2 separate regions of the Mus musculus genome follow, and region 2 is linked to region 1. Evidence: chromatin loops called from intact Hi-C (ENCODE). Cell type or tissue: left cerebral cortex. All regions are shown on one strand.

Region 1 (2,500 bases):
CAGCCAGAAGCCTGAAGACATTTTAGCCCAAGGAAAAGATGAAGCAAGACTCTCCCTGGAAGAAAGACGAAAATTATTCCAGTCCAAAGGACTGAGTGCGGAGGAGTCACTGGTGTCTGTCTCCACAGAGGACACCTTATTCCAGAAGGAGGAGGACTCCAAGGTGTACCCTTTGGTGAGTGTAAATGGCATGTCATTCCTAGGCTTGGACATCATTGTGAGATAAGGCACCTGTGTATGTCTAGGAAGTTCCGGTGTGCGCACGGGTGTGTGTGCCCACATTCATGTGAAAGGCAGAAGATAACCTTGGCTCTTTTTTTTAGCCTCTGTTCACCTTTATTTTTATTATTGGATGTTCCCCCCTTTCTTTCTCTCTCTCTCTCTTTCTTTCTTTCTTTCTTCCTTCCTTCCTTCCTTCCTTCCTTCCTTCCTTTCTTTCTTTCTTTCTTTCTTTCTTTCTTTCTTTCTTTCTTTCTTTCTTTCTTTCTTTCTTTTTTCGAGACAGGGTTTCTCTGTGTAGCCCTGGCTGTCCTGGAACTCACTCTGTAGACCAGGCTGGCCTCAAACTCAGAGATCCACCTGCCTCTGCCTCCTGGATTAAAGGCGTGCTTAGATAAGGTTTTCCACTGGCTTGGAATTTAGGTTGTGAAATAGCCTAGGCTGCTTGGCCAGTGACACTCACCTCAAGCCCCCAAGATCCACTGTTTCTGCCCTCCTCAGCACCGGGGGATCACTTCTCTCAAGCCTAGCCTTTTTTTTTTTTTTTTCTCTGTGTAGCCCTGGCTGTTCTGGAACTCACTTTGTAGACCAGGCTGCTGGCCTCGAACTCAGAAATCTGCCTGCCTCAGCCTCTGGAGTGCTAGGATTAAAGGCATGCACCACCATGCCCGGCAAGCCTAGCCTTATATAAAACAAAAATAAAAAACAAACCAGGCGTCCTGAGAATCCAGCTCAGTCCTCTCCTTGGCATCTCTCCAACCTTGGGAGGGAATGGAGCGGGCATCTTTTTAAACCAATACTTTTCAGACCAACTACGTCTTTTAAAGTTCTGTCAAGAGCTGGGGGGGGGGGGGCATAGTGGAGGGTATTGGGGGGGGAGTGGCACACCCACGTGTTCGACCTAGAACTTGATGGTGACATCTGGGTTCAATAGCACTGCTCTGGCAGGCCGGAAATTCCCCGAATAGCTTGACTGTTGCACGAGGATTATTTCACAAGGGACTCTCCACGTCCCTTTCTCTTCCTTTCCCACCCTCCGTTCCTCTTCCTCCTCCTCTTCCTCTCTCCTATCTTGCTCTCTTTACCCTCTTCTGTCTTCTATACTACTGGATCTTCCTCCTTCGCTTCCGCACGTCCTCCCCTCCCTCTCCTCATTTGCCTCTGCTCCGGGAAGAGAGCTTTAACAGCTCTCCAAACCCCAGTCAGAAGATGACAAAGCTCTGGCCTTCCCTGGAAATTCACCCCTCTCGCGGCTCCTGACATGTCTCCCCGGGAGGCACCATCTGTGAGTTGCAGAAACATTGTCATTTACCCAGAGAAGGAAGAAGAGGCCCCTCCCCCCACCAACTCCTTCCCCATCTGCCGCTTTCCAGAAATGTATTCGTCGGGATTCATTTCTTGCTTTTTGGTTCGTTTCCTCCCACCCCCACCCCACACACTTACTTTTCTTGTGGACTTCTGCCTTTGGAAGAGTGATTCTATATAGAGTCTAGTCTTAACACAGAGTGAGCCTTTGAACTCAGCTCACAGTAGGTTTTGTTGGGTTTTGTTTTTGTTTTTTTCTGTTTTGTTTTAAGAAGGATTTGCTATGTAGCCCAGGCTGGCCTGGAAGTTACAACTCTCGGAACCGCAACCCCCGGAATACAAGAAAAGTTGTACAACGTTCAGTCACCACCACCTTTGTTTTTATTTTTAAAATCTGCGGTGCCTTTACTTGTGAGGGTCACACAGATGTTCCAGTGTGAAAGTCAGAGGACAACTTTCAGAAGTCAGTTTCTCCTTCACTGCTCAGGCATGGCAGCAAGACCTTGACTCGCTGAGCCAGTCTTGCCCATGTCACACTTTAATTTTGTTGAGACAGTGGCCTCTCCCTGAGCCCGAAGCTCATTCCGTTTATACTGACTGGCCGGCGAGCCTCCGGGATCCCCCACCTCCAATCCTTTGCTGGGGCGTCTTAGTCAGTGTCCAGTTGCCATCAAGAGGCGCCATGATGACCATGCTAACTCTTGTAAAATACAAAGCATCTTGCTGGGGGCTTGCTTACAATTTCAGAGGGTCACTCTGTGACCACGAAGGCGGGAAGCTTGGCAGGAAGGCAGGCAGACTGCTGACTGCTGGAGCTAGGAGCTTACATCCTTATCTATCTGCAGGTAGCAGGCAGAGAGCTAAGAGCCAGAGTGAGTGAGAGAGAGAGAGAGAGAGAGAGAGAGACTTGTTTTAGCTTCTCAAACCTCACCCTCCGTGTCACACTGCTTTCAAGGAGGCCACACCCACTAATCCT
Region 2 (2,500 bases), 87 kb after region 1:
TAAACAAAAATGAATTCCCTGGGGTCCAAGCACATATCTGATGATCAAATACAGAGGGTCAAATGCATGAGACTTCGGATTTATGGCACATTTTTCAATCCATCACAGAACGATTCTTTGACATATTTGTGGGGTGTGTTATTTTGTTTTGAGACAGGGTTTTCTTTTTGTGGCCCTGGCTGTCCTAGAACTCACTACTATGTAGACCAGACTGGCTTTGAGTCTTGAATACATAGAATCGGCCTGCTTCTGCTTCCCAAGTGCTGGGATTAAAGGTGTGTACCACCACTGCCTGGCTCCATTGTTTTGTTGTTGTTGTTGGTTTTTTGCTTTTGTTTGTTTTGGTTTGGGTTGTTTTTTTGTTTTGTTTTGTTTTAAGACAGGGCCTCACTATGTAGTCCTGGAACTACCTACATAAACCAGGTTGGTCTTGAACCACAGATCTCTACCTGCTTCTGCCTGGAATTAAAGGAGTGGGCTACCACATCTGATTGTTGTTCTTATTTTTAAATTTTCGCTTTAGGACCGTGCGTTTAAAGTGGTTAAAAGAAGCCTGGGGGAAATTTCCCCAGATTCTCACACCCATTTCCCCACTAGCTCCCTCTACCAAACCCCTGCAACCCCCCCAGACTTCAGGGGGAGATGCTTGGTACTAGAATCATGGCAGTCACAGATGAAGGTCACTGCTGCAACCTTCAATAACTCCTTGACTCAGTTTGTCCATCTGTGAAATGACTGATGTTGCGCTAGTTCCTCTCCAGGTAGCAGCTCTCTCACTTCAGGTCATCTCTTTTCCCAGCATTCACGTGGACAAGCATTCGCTCTGGTCCAGTCTGTGTAGCCGCAACTGCACACCCACCTGTCCCTATACTGGGTGACCGCGGTAGATCCTGTCACCCAGCTCTGTCCTAGGGTAGGGAGACAGCCTCTCATAAGTCCTTCTGTGTTGGGCCAGTCTAGTTTACCTGCTGCTCCGGGTCATTACACTGCACTTCCACCAGGAGCCGTTTAAGATTAAATTGTCATTTTCGGTCAAACCCCAGGGAGGTTGATCCGTGACTGGGACAACTTATCTCTAAGGGAAAGAAAGCCCAGAGACAATGTCAATTGCCACCGGGTTCGGGCACCTTTCCTACGACTCTAGTTTAAGCATGGGGAGGAGACGTTCTAGCTCGCACATTTTAACAGGGCAGCTGGCCAGAGACCGGCGCCTCAACTCTTTCTAAGATCACCTCGCGTCCCGAACCGCCGCCTCCAACTCTTGAGAACTCAAACGCCCGACAAGAAACTTGCACGATCGCGCCCGCGGCCACCAACCCGAGCCAGAGCACCCACGGCCTGCAGTCTGCCATCCCCAGGGTGTGTGTCTTGGGGGGGGGAGGGGCCCCCCATCGCACCTGCGGCCTCTGGGTGAGTCCTGGCGCGGGCCCGTCCCGCGTGCTGGGAGGTCGGGGTTACCCGGGAGAGCTTTCCCAGAGTGAGGTCCCCGAGGCTCCCCGGGGAGGGCGGCGGCACCCGGAGGCCGCACTGCTGGCGGCCGCGCCGCTCCCCCTCGCTCTGTGCAGCTGCCGCCCCGGCGCTTGCGCACTGGGCCCCGGGCGCGCGGCGGCACCAGGCTTTGTGTGTGCGCGTATGTGTGTGAGTGTGTGTCTGTGCGCGAGTGAGAGAGCGGGCGAGTGTGGCGAGCAGGACCCGGCGGGCGCGCTCCCCCAGCCTCCCTCTCTCTCTCTCTTTCCTCTCTCTCTCCCTCCCCGCCAGAACCATGTCGGGCAGGTCGGTTCGAGCCGAGACCAGGAGCCGGGCCAAAGATGATATCAAGAGGGTCATGGCGGCTATCGAGAAAGTGCGCAAATGGTAAGCCGAGGCGCCTGCTCGCTCTCTCGCTCGCCCCGGCTCGCTGCACCGCGTCGCGGCCGCCAGCAAGCCCGGACCCAGCGCGTAGAGCGGCGGGGCGCAGCGGCCCCGGGCCCGGAGTTGGCGAGGGCGCGCGGCCGGGGTCACCTGCGCCCCGCGGGGGCTGCGTCCGCTGCCCAGGTGTGCTTGGCGCCGGTCACCCACCTGGCGCGGCGGCGGCGAGAGCGGCGGCGGCGGCGGCAGGAGCCCGGAGCTCGGAGCTCGGCTCTCGGGAGAGGGGGGTTCGCAGCCGGCCCCAGAAGCCATTTCGTTTTTTTGTGCAAGTCACATGAAAGCGGCTTCCCGCGCGCCGGGGCCGTGATGCCGGCGGCGGCGGGCAGAGCGCGAGCTCCATTGTGCAGCGCGGAGCGGGCCGCCGTCTCCTCCCGGGGCGGCGCGGCGCCGGTGTCCCCCCCCCCCAACACACACACACACACATACACACACACATCCTACGCCCCGACCCGCCCGCAGCTCCCCGCCTCCCAGGCCTCGGCGCCCTCGAGTCTGCGGAGTTTGCAGAGCGCGAGCCGTTTAAATTTAGCGCTTTGGGCAGCCTGGAGCGAGGGCTCCGGGCGAGGAAGGAAGATGGGGGCGAGCGCTAGGA

The links. Hi-C counts contacts between places; a loop is a spot of excess contacts. Peaks named below come from ENCODE experiments on the same cell type or tissue, not always from the same donor. Only the 100,000 strongest peaks of a DNase experiment are listed, where the experiment ranks them.
Region 2: a loop joins it to region 1, with 5 times the contacts of the local background. A loop is called at or near these places in 5 of 42 quality-filtered maps.

The regions. Positions count from the first base shown.
Region 1 is chr5:123,256,072-123,258,571 of GRCm38, forward strand. It overlaps Wdr66 (WD repeat domain 66), which reads left to right. Exons shown (of 21, transcript NM_001370840.1): 2 at 1-175. Among named protein-coding and RNA genes, the nearest start is that of Wdr66, 3.5 kb to the left of the region's middle. In left cerebral cortex, no CTCF peak of the experiment used is centred here; a DNase peak (open chromatin) is centred at 1,535; H3K27ac peaks cover 783 bases.
Region 2 is chr5:123,342,868-123,345,367 of GRCm38, forward strand. Bcl7a (B cell CLL/lymphoma 7A) reads left to right here and starts at 1,581. Exons shown (of 6, transcript NM_029850.3): 1 at 1,581-1,854. The coding sequence starts at 1,763. Gm15860 (predicted gene 15860) reads right to left here and starts at 2,275. Exons shown (of 2, transcript NR_165267.1): 1 at 2,059-2,275. In left cerebral cortex, a CTCF peak has its summit at 993; DNase peaks (open chromatin) are centred at 1,353, 1,619, 2,253 and 2,381; H3K4me3 peaks cover 1,938 bases; H3K27ac peaks cover 1,647 bases.